2 separate regions of the Mus musculus genome follow, and region 1 is linked to region 2. Evidence: chromatin loops called from intact Hi-C (ENCODE). Cell type or tissue: heart. All regions are shown on one strand. Each heading gives the region's core, and the rest is flanking DNA. Links, peaks and the distances in the headings are about the cores only. Region 1 holds the start of Bmp2k (BMP2 inducible kinase). Region 2 holds the start of Gm33370 (predicted gene, 33370).

Region 1 (8,839 bases), core at 537-8,536, 75 kb before region 2:
CGGAAAGCTGAGTCTCTTCACTTGCATGTTCCTACTTTAGCTCTCTTACTGTCCGTCAGCAAGGGTCCTTTCCCGGCCACGGAGAGTGTAATCTGCTTCTCAGTTACTTTTTATTGGTGATCTCTGTGTTTAAAAAGGTTCCTGAGCACGGCACAAGCTAGAGTACACAGGTGCAAGAGACGTTCTGGTTTTCCTACAAAGAAAACCTGTGAGATAATCTTCATTTTGGCCTCAGCTAGAGATATGATATACTAAAGAAATCACTAACACGACACTAAACAAGGTGTCTTTAAACACAAAGGATAGGCACACATATAAATCAGCCGACCAGGATGCTGCGAAGCAAGGCTCTGTGGTACCTAACCCTGCCATTTCCCCTGGAAGCAGTGACTCAGTATTTGCTAAGCCAGTGTTCATTCCAACTTGTAGAACACAGTCAATTACAGAGTAAGACAGAGAGTGGTATATTGAAAAGACAAGCAGTCACGCTGAATGCCACGCCTCTTCACACACACTTGCCTCAAATGACAAGCAAGTCTGTCAATTATTGATTAATCATATTTATATGTGGACCAGACTTGTGCCTAGCATCTCACCTAGCCTGCAGAATGTTGAAAATTAAAGTGAATAGTCTTTCAGTTGTGTGCTCTAGAAAGGGAAGCCCAGCTCATCGGAAAGAAGCCTAGGGCCCTGCCTTCTAGAGTTAAACCTGACCCAGGAGCCAACGTGTAAACACAGGAAATTCCATCTTTCATAAAAGTTCCTTCAACCTTTGCTTCCACCTACCACCTGATCACTCATTAAAGCCAAGTAAGTACCTATTTTCATGGGTTTTTTTTTTCTTTGTTTTTGAGACATGGTCTCTCTTTGTAGCCCTGCTGTCTTAGAACTTATTATGCAGCCCAGGCTGGCCTTGAACCCACAGAGATCCACTTGCCTGGTATTAAAAGAGAACACCACCACGCCCAGCAATTAATGAAATAAATTTTAATGAGGCAGAAACCAAAAGGTAAAGTGCTTGCCAAGCAATTATCAGGACCTAAATTCAGATCCCATCCCCAATTTCCATGTAAAAGCTGAGCACTGTGGCCTTCTTCTGGGGGCCCCCAATGCTAGCAGAAAAAGAGAACAGGTGGATCACTGGAGCTCACTGACTAGCCAACCTCGCCAGCCTAGCCAGCCTAGCTCTGAGTGCAATCAATGTCTTAGAAACTAAGGTGGAAAGCAAGTGAGGAAGACAACGTTGTTCTGCACACAAGTGTACACAGGCATACACATGCATGCACCCACAGGCATACACACACACAGGATACACACCACGAATACCAAACAGAAACACTTAAAGCAAAAGTCAGTGGAAGCCGTGCATGTTGATAACAACCTGCGTACGAGCCCAGCACTAGAAGGCTGAAGCAGGAGGATGGAAAAGTCAAGGCTTGCCTAGTAACTTTAGCAGAACTGTCTCAAGTCTGGTGTGACGGGCCTACCTTCATGTGTGTGTCCTCTTGCACATGCACGCGTACACACACACACACACACACACACACACACACTGAACACTCTAACAGTGATATCAATGCTCCGTTACTGAGTAACAGAGTGAGGGCTATAAGATTTACAGTCTACTGATGAAATGTTAGTACTTTTCTTAATACTAAGAGACCTGAAACTCAGTGAGAAGGGCTAACACCATTCAAGCTACACTTCAGTGTACTACTGAACAACTGACAGTATACTCGTGAGTTGACAGCCACCGATGCTAACACCTACCCAACTTAGTTCACACTTGAAATTCCTCTTGAATCAATAGCTAGCAAAGTTTGCAATAGAACAAACCTATCAAAACCACTCAGAAACCCTTCTCAAAATCTGGCAATCTCGTCCCTCCACTTCACCAATGTTCAGAAGGGGGGGGCGGTGCTGTTAATGTGAACAATGGCCTACAAAATCAAGACACACACTCCTGATAATGTAAGTCTGCTTTTCCTTTATTTTATAGACAGAAGCCCTCAGCTCTTTCTTGTGCTGGTTCCTTTTGTTCATGGAATTTCAAAACTACAAATGGGAGCTGCCTTGTTTTTCAAACACAGAATATCAAGACGGCTCCCTACAGTCTCTGGTTTTCTTATTCTTATTTTTAAGTCACTCACATACATACAAGAGATTATTTCTCAGGGACTTTTTCAACATATTTCTTAATATTCCACATTCAAAACTTCAGAGGTCAAGGCATGCAATAAGAAATCAGAAAGTATTTTCTACAAACCAATTACACCAGAGATACAAAACTAAAGTCAAGAAATATTTTTAACACGGAGTAAACTTTGTTTTCCCTAGCTATGCTTTTACACGCTGTCATAACCTCCTTCAGACAATAAAAGAGCCACCAAAACCTCACATGGAAAAGTTAAACTGTTCCACTTTGCCTGTTAAAGTACTAACAAAATGACACAGAGAGGACAAAAAACGGGACCTTGTGTGAAGATTCTAAACAACGAAGATAAACGTGCTTCAAGTTTACTCCCACACGCCACCCCTAAGCAGCCACTGAACTTGGAAGACCGTGCCAACACACACACACATACACAGAGAGAGAGAGAGAGAGAGACATATTATCTGTATACATATAGCCATATACAGTGGTTTGGGAGTCCTGTTTTGTTTTGGTTTTTAGCAGAAACAAACCCCAGCGGAGTCCACCGCCCTGGAAGTCCGGGAGGCTCGGACCCGAAAGCAACGCAGGACACCGGCCAGACAGTGTCCCAGCACTGCTCCATCTGACCCCCTAATGAGTCACGGGTCCAATCATGACACCACATCACTTACTGGGACGTCTTCTATTTCTTTCCTCGCGCCAGGAAGAACAGAGAAAGATTTCAAACTCCTAAGCAGGCAATCGTGCCCGCACCGGAGCTGCCAGCGGCTTCACACCGGAGCCACTGTCCAGCCGCCGCCGGGCCGGCCCCGCAGCCGCCGCCACACCCCGGCCTCCCTCACCTGCCTCCCGCCGCGCCCGTACCTTCGGCCAGCGACTCCTCCAGGGTGACCTGGTAGCGGCCGACGGCGAACACCCGGACCCCCATGGACGAGCTTGCGAAGCCGCCGCCGAGCCCGCCGCCCGCGGCCCCGCCAGCCGCCGCCCCGCCGCCGCTGCCCTCCGACTTGGGCATCCGAGAGAACTTCTTCATGGTCCCGCCGGCGCGCTGGAGGGCACCAGGAGGGCACTAGGGCGCGCGAGGGCGAGAGCCCAGACCCGCGCGTCGCACAGCGGAGCGCCGGGCGCGGCCGACCGTCTTCGAGGGGTCGCCGCCCTTCGCGCGCGCGAGCGTCGGTGCGCAGCGGCTCGCCGCGCCTCACATTCCGCGCGTCCCGAGCGCGCAGCCCTGGCCGCCCGCTGCAGCTGCCCGGCGCCCGCAGAGCCAGCGGGGAGGGCGGGGCCGGGGCGGGGCCGGGGCGGAGCCTGGCGCGCGGGGCGCGAGCTGCCCGGGAAGAGGGAGGGGCCGGCCGAGGGGGGCGTGGCGCTAGGCCCGGCGGCCTGCGTGCCCTGGAGACCGCAGCTCGGCCCGGCCCGGCTCACACCGATGCCGCCCGCCCCTTGCGGCTGTTGGGGGGCGCGGCGCCGGTGCCAACCGCTTGCAGAGCCGGGCGCCGAGCCCCGCGCGCAAGCGCGCTGTCCCCGCCGCCGGAAGTGACGGTTCCGGCCCGTGTCACGTGGAGGAGGAACGGGCACATCGACGTGGGGGCTGGGGCTAGGGGTGAAGTCCGGGGTCCGGGTTATCAAGGAGGTGGAACCCACGCGGATCGGTGGGGCTACTCGGGTTGGAATTGTGTGTGCCGCTCTGGAGTCCTTAAATGCCGCCAGCAGCGTGACCCACTCTCGGAAGCTGCCGGCTTCGAGTCTCAGCCAGTTTTCCAGACTCTATCCCGAGAGGATCGGTTTTCCAGGGCTCCCCGGAGCGTGGGCGGAGGAGCAGCGCGAAGCTCGCAGGTTCCCACGGGGCGACTTGCGAAGCCCAGGTGTCCTCGCACTGTACCGGATGTTTGCTCTCAGAAGCGTTCTGCGGTTTAAGAATTACTTGGGAGAGCTTTAAAAGCTCTGTGTGTACAATGTCGGAGCCGTGCGATTGTGTTCAGAAAAAGATATTAAGATTTTTAAATATCATTAATCGCCATTGGCTGGAGAAGACGTAACCCTGTCGCCCAAGGTCACACAGCTGGCTTGTGGCCTGGAGCATCAAAAGTCTTAGTTACTCGCTTTCAGCCATTCTGAAAAAGTAGGTTAGGGTCAGATCCTTAGTCCAGGCCGGCAGACTTAGGACTGTTTGGAAACAGAGGCAGCACCAATCTCTGACCCCACCCGAACAAAAGATTCGCCCGTTGGAAAAAGAACTCCCGATTGCCTCACTTTTCATAAACTGCAAGAGTCTCATGCCAGTGGGAAGGGCACAGGAATTCGGGCAGAGGGCATGTGGGAGTGGAAAGGATGGCAAAATGGAGAAAATGTGCAAAGAGAAGGATTTTCGCTCCAGCCCACTTCCTGGACATGGAGTCACATACAGCCTGAGCTGGCCTGGACCTCATTAGCTACCAGAGATAGCCTTAAACTTGTGATCTTCCTGTCTCTGCCATTGTGCCCCCTAGTACTGGGATTATGAGCAAGCCTCGCCATCAGGCCTAGCTTGGCCTCTATAGAAAATAGGTTCGGTAGCCCGAGGCTAATTCTAGCTGAAGCAAGAGAACCACGAATCGGAGGCCAGCCTGGAATGCATGCCAAGATCTTTTAATTTAAAATAATAATAACGGTGCTTGAAGTTCCCAATTTCTTAAGCTAAAAAATGTAAATTTTTCTCTCTACCCATAGTGTAATATTTCTCCAATTTTCTCAAATATCAGCCTAATGATGTTTTCTCCGCCGCTGTTTTCTTTGTCTTTTTAATGAGGTACGGGCAGAGACATTAGGAAATATGCTTATTCAAAAGACAGCTTATAACCCTCTGTTCACTCTTCTCTCTGCTGTTTGAAGAGAAGCTGTTTGTCCGACACACACAGGGCTCCAGATTCAGGCATTTCTGCCACATAACCCACTAAACTGACATTCTTCATCCAAAGGCCTGACATTTAAAGTACATTCCAGCTCAGTGGAAGTCGGATTACATGTCAGATGATTGATGTGTTGTGGCACTTGGGAGTTTCCATTTAGAAATGAGCTGGCCATCTTCCTTACTGTGAGGAGTCTTAGGAGTCGCCTTTCTCCAACAGTTAGTTGTGGTTTTTTTCAAGCAGAATAGTGGAGAAATCTAGTCATTTTGTGCGATTCAAAACTGGATTGGCTTAACAAGCAGTTTGGGCCTCACACAACTTAACCTCATCAGAACACGAGAATAAAAAACCCATAACCATAAGGCCACCATTGCTTTGGTAAAGAAAAGCACTTCCTTGAACCCACAGATCCTGACTGGGGATTTTGAAAGTTAATGTTTAGGACCCTACTGAAAACAAGTCACCACCAAGGCATCCATTGAGTTTCGAGGAAATGTGCATGCAAGCCTGAAAACCCGAGGTCAGTCTCTGGGACACATGGCACAACCTCAGCTCCTGTAAGCTGTCATCTGACTACACACACACACATATATACTCCTAATTCATAACTGTTTGAAACTATTCTTTAATTAAAGGGTGGTGAGGCCCTGGAAATGGCTCAGCAGGTCAAGGCATTTACAGCACAGGCCTGGTGATGTAAAAATTTACATAATACTAAAACATCTGAGAAAAAGGTTTTAAGATACTGAGCTGTTCACAACGGCACATTTAACATGAAACACATTTCTGCAATAGAACTTCAGCTACATCCTGACCTGTTTACCACTCTACTAGGCCGAATGAATATGGAGAACAGGGCCTAAAAATGAGACATGCTAAAGTCTCATGTTAATAGCCAACTTTATTCAGAGCATCAGACAATTTATATCCTGAGGGTTAAGCAGAGTCACATGAGTAATGTGTACAATTACAAACCCAAGCCACACATGGTGAAAACATGTTTTTCCATAGGAGCATGTGAATAGCAACAGTCAAAGTAAACTACCTGCTGCACCTGGAGGGCCACAGAAATACACTCCGAACATTTCTCTGTTTTAAAGAAGAGTCTGTGACTCTTCTCTTCTTGGTGTTTTCTCACACTCAGAATTCTCTCATGACTCTAGTGTCCTGACACTGTTATGTTTTTTTCTGAAGGTTTTTTTAACTATTGCTTTATGTATATAGATATTTTGCCTACATGTATATCTATGTAGTATGTACATGCCTAGTGCCCTCAGAGGCCAAGAGAGGACATTGGACCCTTTTGAGCTGGAATTACACACAGTTGTGAGCAGTCAGGTGTGTACTGAGGACTGAACCCTGTTCCTCTAGAGTACTCTTAAGAAGTGAGCCATCTCTTCTGTCCACTGACCATGCTTTTAAGAGCAATTTTAAGTAGTCAACAACTTTACCATCTGGATGTATTCCTTGGTCTCCACATGCCTGACTGGGAAGGGTTCTGCCACCAAGTATATAGTACCTTTTACTTACTCTGATGGCAGGTATACATACCATCCTTTCTAAGGAGGTAAGTAGAATTTTAACCCCACAACATGGTTGCTCTGGCTGGAATACAGACACAACCTTAGTACACACTTTTAATCCCAAACAATGAAGGTAAACTTAGTTAATAGAAGGAAGCACCATGTTTGATAGTGACATCTACTTGAGTGTCAGAGAAAGTGACAAATTAGAGAAAGATTTGACAGAATAGGATACGCCCAACAAGAAGAGAGAAGAAAAGAAAGCTATGTAAGAGAGCACAGAGAGAGAGAGAGAAACAGGAAAAAGGCAGTTCGACCAGGACAATTGCAGAGAGAGAGAACAAGATAGACACAGGTGAAGGAGCCAAAAAATGAGAAGGAGCAAGATTAGAACATGTCACCAAAGTTAGTATGAAGCTAAGCAGAGCAATTCTGTCAGAGGCCAAGAGAGAAGCCAGTTTGGATGAGTCATCTCGGAAAGCAGTTTGCTCCAGAGCAGCTGAGTTGAACCAGCCAGTCCGAGCTCAGAAAGAACTAGAAAGGATGAGCTTATGCACCGGCAAGTCTCTGAATGAAAACATTCTAGGCATAAATGAGATTGTACAGAGGCTAGAAGCTTCCAGGACCAGACCTAAGTTCGCAGACAGTAAGAGGCATTAAGCCTCTGAGACAACAAATACCACTGGAGAGCAAAAGCTACATTTACAGAGGCATGTGTTCTAGACTGGAATTGCAGCCACATCCTGCCCTTTTCCTAAGAAGTGTAGCTTCCCTCCTGTGGCCGAGGCAGTGCAATGGTCATGTATCATGTATCAGAGCTATTCTAAAGTGAGTTGTGTTCATTAGCCCAGCAAGTCTTCATGACAACCTATTTTACAACCCTTAGTAGGCATGAACCATTTGTTAGGCAATATGCAAACATATACATTGAGAACCCTATTGTATGGCAAGAGTCACAGGCGGCCACAAGTGTATCCTGGTATCTAGAAAGTTGGTATCATATTCAAGACCAGTAGGTTGAATACTCAACACTGATTTACAAAAAAAAATCAAATTAAATAAATAAATAAATAAATGGACCAGGTTTGGGGGAGGGGAGGAAGAAGCCTCAGGCTAGTACTTGTCTGCATATGTTACTTCCTTGTCCTGAAAGAGAGTATCACTTATCGACCCTAATTTTCAGCAATTTCACTCCAGCGACCCCTGAATCACTTTCACTTCTCATGAAGCTGTTTCAGGGCCCAGTGTTCAGTCAGGCTTAACGTTTTTTTTTTGTTTTGTTTTCGGTCATCTGAGTAGGTTGCAGCCTAGAACTGCAAGGCCGCCTCCGCCGTGGGCACTTTCCTGAGCTCTGTCATTTTCCAGTCGCAGGTTTGAATGCACTGAGCCCTCACTGGTACTTCACACTGTACTCCTCAGACTTCTGGAACAGCTCTTGCCACCTGATGATAAGGCTTCTCTCACATGCCTGCCTCCATCCAGTGTGCCTACTGTTAAGAATTTTATTAAGGGAAGGGCCTGACCCACATTGTTTTCTTAAATCCCAGTGGCAAGCAGCATATCTGACATATAGTGCTCACTGAATAAATAAATGACTTGGCCAAAAGCCTAGTTAGTGGTAAAACTGGGTTCAGGGAAGGGTAGAGACCAGGCTCAGACCTCAGATCTATCGGTGACTCCAAGTTTAGCCTACCTGCACCTGATTGTTGGGCATCTTTATCATTGAGAATGATCACTGCCCTCTCCCAGCGGTGGTAGTTAGCTTTTTGTGTCTTGTTTTCTGATGCGGAGGTTTTGAGGTGGCCCGAATTATGAATATCAAGCACTAAAGGCCAGTAACAGTGCTGAACTCGCAGTGGGAGGTTAAAATAAAGATGCAGTTCTTCTCTTTTTCTGCATGATTTTGATCAAAACCATTAAGTGTCTCAAGATCTGTGTGGGTTAGTTAGTTTACCTTCTCCATTTCAGTAGACCTTGAACTACAGTTATAGTTACAGCTAAGGATGAGACAGGCTGGAAGCAGAATGGCCTCTCCTCGGGCTACAAGCATCTTGGTCGAAGTGTCTTTTTGCCTGTGGCCTTCTAAGTGACAAACATTCATGGACTGAAGTATCCTGGCCATTGTCAACCTGGACAGCTTCCTGGGCCTCTAAGAATGGCCTAAGAAATACAAGTAGCTGAAAAGGCTAGGAAATTAAGAAATGGGAAGGAAGTTACTTTAAAAAACAGTTGCCTTGCATCTTGAGGGCTTGAGTTCAATTCCCCAAGACCCACCT
Region 2 (8,839 bases), core at 663-8,662:
TAAGGATTAATGTAATTAATTGCAGGAATACGCTTTACTTAGCATCCTCTGTACGTTTTCAAGGTTAAGCCTAAAAGGAATAACTAAAAACAAGTAAAGCTTATTTAAAATCAGGTATACTTAATAGATGACCCTCAAAACTTCTCAGGGTTCTACTGAATATGGCATTTGAAAGGTTTAAAGGAAAAACCTTCCTGTGATAAACAGAAATGCCAGCTCCTTGAGGCAACCCTAATGTCTTCAGAGAACCCACATGGGGCATACATCTGGACAGTGGTGACGCTGACCATTGGGAAAAACTGCCCCATGCCTTGCCTGTTGCCAGGACCCTGCACACACTGTGGATGTTATAGGGCTGACTATCTGTCTATCCAGCCTAAGTCAAAGTAGGCCAATTTCCCAAGTTTCTCATCCCCAGGAAAATCTCTCAGTCCTTCTGCATTCTGTCCTGTGCAGCAGTTGAAGACCTACAACTTCTGCCCCATCCCCACCCCCCTCACTCCCCCCCACCCCCTCACTCCCCCACCCCCCCACCCCCCCCACCCCCCCACCCCCGTGAGGCCATGGAGACCACAGGAGTGGACTAGGGTTATCATGCAGGTAGCTGGTAAGTCTCTGTCATTTTAATAGACACAGAGGCCATTTGGGTTATACTTCCTGCTACAGTTTATCCTTCTCAGATCTCTGATGGTGTTGACAGCTAACAGTAGCTTTGTCTGTTTGTCAGTGGCAAGCAACCAGCTTCTCCACCAAGGCTGCAGCTGCCTGGTCAATGCGTGTCATATATGAGAATCAAGCCTTGCTTTTCCAGATCTCTTAGGTCTCCTGATAAAAAAGGGCACACTCACAGACAGGTTTGACTTATACTAAACGGTTTCAGATGTAACGTTTTGTTTTGTTTTGTTTTCCAGACTATGTTTCTCTTAGAACATGCTTTGTAGACCAGGGTGGCCTCAAACTCACAGAGATCTGTCTGCCTCTGCTTCCAAGTCCTCCCAGAGGCTTGTGCTTCTGTAACAAGATGGTTGCCCCCGCTGCACCGGATGTGTGCTTGGTCACACACAGACAGGAAGTATGTCAGCATATATGGTTGTCCCTGATTGGACAAAGACAGGAAACTTATAGCCTTGCAGGTTTGACTTTATAAGTCCCTGACTAATGTAACCGGGCACCATACTCTGGGAATACAGGTATCACCCTCCTGGCCAGGATCCATGGTCCTGGCCAGTACGCAATAAAACTTGCTTCAAATTTGGTTCAAAACTTGTGGTAGTGGTCTTATTCTCACCAATGGGATTGACAATCTCCCTACCTGTCTAGCACAATTTTTTTTCGGCCTTTTAATTCTTTAACTGGAATGGAAAAGGAACCCTTAGTTGTACTGCTGGACCATGAATTGGGGACCAAGCACTAAACACTCGAACCTGTGGCAGCGCATTCAAGTTCCAACCACAATACTCGGCAGCTCACCTCCTAAGGTCGCTTGTGTCTCGGATCCCTCTGGGCTGCATTTTGTTTCCCATTCTTACTGTCAGCTTATCTGAAAGCAGCCAACGATATCCATACACGGCCCGAATGCCCTCCTATCTTGAAATCTCCTTTCAAATTAATTTGTCAGTTACTTACATATTCATCTCCAGGCAAAGTCTTAGGACATGGACAGATTATGGATAAATTATTGGCCAAGATATAACAGGAATGACAACTTTCTCCAGGTCTCCATTGCGACCTGAAGCCTCTAGAATGCAGATTTTACTGTCCACATTTCCCTCAGCTTCCTGGTCTTCTCATGATCCCATGAACACTGTCGGTTAAGTTCTAGTTACAGTGTCTTAGGTTTTCCCTGACTCACTTTTTTCTAGACCTTTCCAATCTCTTCCACAAACCAGTTCCAATGCACTAAAAACAGCACACATTTGTGTCTTCTCAGCAAGGGGCCCACTTCTCTTGTACTGGCTTTCTCAGTTAGATTTCTGAAGTAATGACCAAAATACCTGAGCAATGAACTTAAGGGACAAAATATTTGTTTTGGGTCATAGCAGCCATAGTTTGCTTTCATGGTGGTGGCAAGGGCATATGAGGCTGTTTACCTCACATGGAAAGAAGCAAACATGGAGGGGTCTGGGACAAGATACCAGTGAGGTCTTACTCCAATGACCCACTTCCTTCAGGCAGGTACCACTTCCTCAGTTTCCCACCACTTCCCCAAATAGCATCACCAGCTGGAGACCAAGCGGTCCAGGCAGAGATTGAGGAGATATTTCAGTTTTAAACCATGAAAGTATGCAGCAGATATTTGTTAAACAAAGAAATAAATGAGCAACTACCTTGCCTGTTAGGCTTCTCTGGCTTTCATATTTCAAAAGAAGAGACTGCATGACTCAAGAGTTACACAAGTCAGAGGAGGCTTTTGCTTCCTGCTGGGCTCCTCCGGGCAGAGCTAATGGCTCCCATTAAAAATGAAAATGGAGTCACTCACACTGACCGTTCTTACTAACCAGTTGAAATGAAGCTACCTATCTGGCCTTCTGAGACATCAGGATGGGACTCTAACAGCCAACTTTCCCAAATAGGCCCACGGCAGTCCACAGGGTAGTAGTCGCTCTGCCTTACTTCTCACCAAGGAGGGTAACCTGAAGTAGCACCGTGTTAACTAAATAGCTGTGGCCCTATTGTTCTGACTCCCTGCTTGTCCTTTACAACGAGAGTACTGGAATTAATTCCTTTTCTGTTCCCTTTGTCTCTGCTTTCTTTAGCTTTCCTTTGTCTGTAACACTGACTTCTTCGGCTCAGCCCCTGGGAACACTTAGTCTAGTTTAGGGAATCAAGTGTTGCCCAATTCTAGAATTGAAAATAAAGCCAGCTGAGGCCGTTAAGCTGAATTGTTGTCATTTGGGCCTTTAACACAAGTAACAAGCTCAGGATTCAGCTGTCTCCAATCATGGTTCTGTGGCGATTGTTCTTCTCCCTATGCTGCGCCTGCTTCTCTTCCTCCTTTACTCTCTTATCTCCTGACTCTACTTCCTTCCCCTCATTTTCTTCCTCCATCATGCCTTCCTCTCCTCCCCTCTCTTCTTTCTCCTCCCCACTTCTTCCAACTCCTCACTTCCTCCTCTCCATCTTTAGGCCTCCCCTTTCTAATGCTTTCTCCTGTTGTTGAGTCTCTTCTGTCTGTCCTCCACATGTGGAAATAGCAGCTGTTCGCTGAGATGTGCCCTTCTTCAGTGTCCTCAGAGAAAGAAAGTCTGTCTCCACACCACTGTTTTAATATAATGAAGAATTTTAGGCTTGGCCACACCTATGTCCATGGCCCAGGATGGATGGCGTAGAGGAGGGACATAGTGACTGGCAGAAAGGGAAGTCGTGGTTTTTCCAAAGGAAGGATGCTGGGTAGATGAAAATAACATAGGTCTGCCACAGATATTTTCCTAGGGTTTTAAACTAAGGAGTAAAGGGGGGCTGCTTTTAAGAGAACACTACTTCCTGCCCCTTGAAAGGAAGCTCTCAGGATGGAGCTACATGGCGATTGATCTTTTATCTGTCTGATTCAGATCATAAACATGTAAAAGACGGACTGCACTGTATTCTTTGAGGAAAAGGTATGAATTAAAGTCAAAGGCAGTTGTAAAGAAACCCACCCTAAACCTGACGTTGTTATTTATCTGTTCAGCAAAGAAGAGGACTGCAGGACAATGCTCGTGTTTATTCTGGCTTCTAGCCAGGTGGGAATTCTGGGACTTGGTTCACAGATAAAATGCCTCAACCTAGGAGAGGAAGTGCGCTGCTCAGGAACTACCCGGGGCTGCAGATTCCCATCGTCTGGAGGCAGGAAAAGCTGCCTGCAGTGTGTTCGTGTGCCTGTACAGGTAGGGAGGCCTTGAGGGCCCTCATTTTCACAGGGATGCAGCCAGGCACTGGAAAGTACAAGAGATTGTTCCGTGCTCAGCTCTTAAAGAGTGTGAGTGTGCTTTCTGAGTTCAGCACTTGTTGGTTTGTCTCTGTGTTTAAAGTCCTTTAAAAGAAGCAAGAACCAGAATCTAAGACAGAAAGAAAACCTTACCTGTCCTTTTTGCTTCTGTAAGGTGTGCTAGTTTACACCCCTCTGAGTGAACATGGGGTGGCTGAGAGCCTCGTGGGTTCTGTGGAAGAAGGAAGGGAAGACAATGTCATGAGCGTCCTTTTCAGATCTCAGAAACATGGCTTCAAGACGCTAATGTTTCTGGGAAACAAACCGGAAGTGGTTAAATTGGTTCCCTTTCTCGACAACGGTTTTATCATTTCACAAACTGGATTTGAGGAAAGGAAGATTGAAACTGTCATTCCCTTAATGTGAGTTATAAACACAAATGGCTAATCAGAAATCAGCAAAAGTTATAAATACATTTGATTAATTAGGAAAACACCTGGGAAGAGAAAACAACCCCACGCACGTCCCACGTTTCCTGACATCCTCTTTTGATTTTGTAAGGTTTCCTCTCCTTACTTTTCAGTGTGTTTATTTGAAAGGAAGTTTCTCTATAGGAGAGAGACAAGAGTGTTACCCACCCATCTCCACAGACAGGCTGAATTAAAAATGTGTTTCTCTCGCAGTATTATTTCATATCTTATGTCCTGTGGCCCATGACCCATGTCTCTGGGTGGTCACATGGGTTCGGGAAGCAGCGTTGAGAAGCGGTGGAAAGAGAAAGCATTACTCATAGTGAGGAAGCTGTGACCAGCAGATAGTGAAAATTATCAGTGAGCACTGTCTGGGCCATTGCGAGGTATCATCACTGTGCCCAGCGCTGGACAAACCCATGTGTATCACAGACTCATCACAGGTCTATGATTCTTTTTGTAATTTTGTTTGCATGTAAGTGTGTATGTGTGCTTATGTATATTTGCCACATGTACGTGAGTATGCTAGAGCATGTGTATGTGCATGTGTGTATGTGGATATGTGCGTGCACATGTGTGTATGCATGTGTGCGATGTGCATGTGTATGCATGTAGAGGCCCGATGGTGACACTGGGAATTTTCTTTGATTGCTCTTCCCTGTGGCAAGATCTCTCGCTGAACCTAGTGCTTGACGATTTCAGCAAGTTCAGCCCAGCAGCTTGTTCTGAGGACCCCTGCCTGGGTTCTATGTGCTGAGTATCCAAAACTGAGTCTTCCCACTCGAAGTCAGTGCTTTATCCACTGAGCCACATCAGTGGCTCGATGAGTCTTAATTAAAAAAAAAAAAATGTTTCTTAAGACCTGGTCTTCTTGCACAGCCTAAACTATGAGCCCAGCCTGGCTTCAGACTCCAGACCCTTCTGCTTTGTCTCACAAACATTAAAATTATAGGTGTGAGCCATTGTGCCTGTCCCAGGGTTCTCAAAATCAGGATTTCACCTGGCTAGGGTTGTGTTTTCAGTGGTCATAGTTCATTTAGTTTAATGAGGAGAAATAAACTCAATGCTATAATATCCTAGTCAGGGGAATATTATCCCCATTTTGTAGATGAGGAATGTTAGGTTTTAGGAGGCTGTGAAGCTGGCCTAAATTCATAGCACTGTAAAAGTAAAGCTGCATTTGTAAGATCTTGGTCTTAGGAACCTTTTTTGTTTGTTTGATTCTTTTGTTTTGTTTTGTTTTTTGAGACAGGGTTTCTCTTTATAGCCCTGGCTGTCCTGGAACTCACTTTGTAGATCAGGGTGGTCTCGTACTCAGAAATCCACCTGCCTCTGCCTCCCGAGTGCTGGGATTAAAGGCATGCGCCACTACGTCCAGTCTTAGGAACCTTAATTGAAGGTTATAGTCTATCATTTAGCATAGCTTTTGATAATTCAGGATGTATCACATAACTAATATAACTAAATCCATATAAAATCTGTAGTGAGTCATATTGGTATACACCTTTAATCCCAGAATTTAGGAAGAAGAGGCAGGAAGATCTCTGTGAGTTCCAAGACAGCAAGGCTACACAGTGTGACTCTATCTCAAGAAATAACAAAAGAAAAAAAGAAGGAAAAGAAAATCTACTCTCCAACGTGTGTATCCTGCAAGGGAAAACAGGACTTGTGAAAAATCACTAGCAAGCATTGTACTGAAATTAGGTTAAAGGTTAGCCTGTATCATACAAAGCCAGCATGTGTAAATTCCATTGTCAACTTAGACTATTTGAGGACCTATAGAAAATCTTCTGCAGACTGTGTGCATGTGTTTGCATGTACACATGTGCATCAGACCTTTAGAAAGAAAACCGTCTTGTTACCATCCATGGACATTTTAAATTCACCTTGAGCTTAAAATATGCAAGTGACTTCTTAGAGAAACATTTTTAAATAAAATTTAAAATTCAGAATAATTATATGTTATAATTCACCTAACAGTTTATACGGGAGCTATTTCATATGTCATATGATCCTTAAACAGTCCATGAAATTTATGTAGACTTTGTGCATCGCAGGCTGTAAGAGTGCTTATAGCCGATAATGACTGCTTATCAACAAGAAAGCCAGCACATTTGACCACAGTCCAAAAGTATAAAAGTGGTGCCTACAGATAATCTATTTCTAGCTCTTAAGGAAGCAACGTCATTACTAACTGGTTGCGGTGCAGGTATTGAGCGGCCTCAAAGGTTAAACATGAAAGGGCAGTCAGAAAATTGACTCTCAAACATCCATATCTTTCAAGCGTCATGGTGGTGTTCCCCAGACACATCTCTCACTCCACAGAGATCTAAAATGGCTAAGGTACTTCTTAGAAGTGTGTGTGAGCCTCCAGTTGTCTAAAATTAAAATACCTACTTCTCTAAAAACTTACTGTGGGCTTGGACAGATGTCTTAGTAGCTAAGAGTACTTATTCCTCAATCTTGAGGATCTGAGACTTCAGATCCTAGCACTCATGTGGCACACACACACACACAAACACACACAAACACACACAGACACACACAGAGACACACAGATAATCACACATACACTGACATACTCATATACACATAGACACACACACACAAACACACACATTTACACAAAGACACACAACACACACATTCACACAAAAATACATACACGCAAACACACACACGCAAACACACAGACACACACAGATAATCACACATACACTGACATACTCGTATACACATAGACACACAAACACACATTTACACAAAGACACACAACACACACATTCACACAAAAATACACACACACAAACACACATGCACTCACATACAGACACACACTAAGACACACACACAAACTTGGCCGTGATTGAACCACATGACCACTCTTGAGTCTGTTCCTGACAGGGGGAAGACATTGTATAGACCAACTAGGCTACTCATGCAAACTGGAATCAGCCTTTCTCAGACTTATGATTAGGTGGGAAGAAAGGAGAAAAAGAAACAAGGAAGATTCTTTTAGAAATAAGCAATCAACAACATTCATCGTGTTCAGAACTTGTAAAACCTTTAGTGCTCTATTCTAATGGTGGTTTGACATCAAAACTTTTCATCATTAACACAGTTCCATCTTCAGAGACTTTAGTCATTTTCCTAATTACAGGAGAATGTCTCCAGAAGTATTTAGAACACAGCAAAAGAAAAAGAAAGTCAATTAACACAGGCTTCTATTTTATATATACTTTAGCAACAAAAGAAATTTCAATTTATGCCTAAAAATAACATACCACACTCCCTTCTGGAGAGGCAACAGTAGTGAGTGGACTCTATTGCAAGAGCCAATGTCAGAGAGGAGCCTGTCACCACACAGGGTTTTGGTTCCTTCTCTATCCCCTCCCCCACTTAGAAGTCACCCTTCAGCATTATGCCCATGTGTACTTGCCAACTTTCTGCATCATGACACAAAGACATTGCTGGTTAGGATCATTGTGGCCGGGAGAAAGGCAGGCGTGAAGCCAGCTGGGCTTCCACGAAATGCACACTGTTTGCGGAATGGCCACTCTGTTTTGAAAGCTCCCTTTATGAAAGGCTAGCATAAAGTCAACAGCCCACGGTCACTCAAATCTGTGCTTTGGTTTCATTGCCTCAGCCCACCACTTCCCTACCCAGGAGAACTATAGTTAAGTTGTGTTTTTAAATATGTCCCCAGGGGAGTGTTGAGTAAGATGAAAAACATGCCGGGTCAACGATAAATCATTTCGGGAAAAGGGGGCACTTCAGGAAAATTAAACAAAGCAGAGAAAAGCCTTAGCTTGCAGTTTGTTGTTACAGAATTTGAGTGACGCTTCTCCACGCTCAGACCAATACTAAACAGGAAGCTCTGAACAGGAAGAAGAAAAAAAAATCCTCCAGCCCAGAGTACAGACAAGAACAGACAATGGTACAATCATTGTCCTTTTAAACAAAACCATGGTGTCTAGTTCTTTAACCCTTTCTACTTAACCTGATGATTGGGAGAAGAATGTCTACAATGACAACCGGGTAACTCTAAAAACCCTACAAGGCTGGAATACAACGTTTCAAAAGTATTAAAAAACTCAGCTACTTCCCCAAATAGCTCCCATCCTTTGTGCCCTGGCGACAATGTGCAGGTAAATTGCTCTCCCTGGAATCTTTGCAGACGAGAAGGTATACAGGAAAACAATGTGCACAGCTCCTTCAGCCAACATTTAGAAATACATTCTGAGGGGACCCTCGTGGTTTTAGATTGGTGAATTGTATTGTGGCCTTTCTATTTTTATTTGGTGCACAATCCTAACACTCAGTTGTCTACTAATTGCGACTGTCATATCGTCCCACAACAGTGTCAGCCCAAATTCATTAGCTGAGCTCATCTCTGGCTGCCTCCATAGCAACTAGCTGAGGATGTTAAGGGATTTCCCCAGGAGCCCGGGCTGAACAAAAA

Evidence for each region. Hi-C counts contacts between places; a loop is a spot of excess contacts. Peaks named below come from ENCODE experiments on the same cell type or tissue, not always from the same donor. Only the 100,000 strongest peaks of a DNase experiment are listed, where the experiment ranks them.
Region 1: a loop joins it to region 2, with 1.9 times the contacts of the local background. A loop is called at or near these places in 17 of 42 quality-filtered maps.

The regions. Positions count from the first base shown.
Region 1 is chr5:96,992,277-97,001,115 of GRCm38, reverse strand. Bmp2k (BMP2 inducible kinase) reads right to left here and starts at 3,427. Exons shown (of 16, transcript NM_080708.1): 1 at 3,020-3,427. The coding sequence starts at 3,188. In heart, for the core only: a CTCF peak has its summit at 3,610; DNase peaks (open chromatin) are centred at 2,795, 3,165 and 3,585; H3K4me3 peaks cover 3,883 bases; H3K27ac peaks cover 3,825 bases.
Region 2 is chr5:96,917,089-96,925,927 of GRCm38, reverse strand. It overlaps Gm33370 (predicted gene, 33370), which reads left to right and starts at 3,779. Exons shown (of 3, transcript NR_168888.1): 1 at 3,779-3,866. It overlaps Gm8013 (predicted gene 8013), which reads right to left and starts at 4,656. Exons shown (of 3, transcript NR_131152.1): 1 at 4,546-4,656; 2 at 4,061-4,139. In heart, for the core only: no CTCF peak of the experiment used is centred there; DNase peaks (open chromatin) are centred at 3,817 and 7,907; H3K4me3 peaks cover 311 bases; H3K27ac peaks cover 5,123 bases.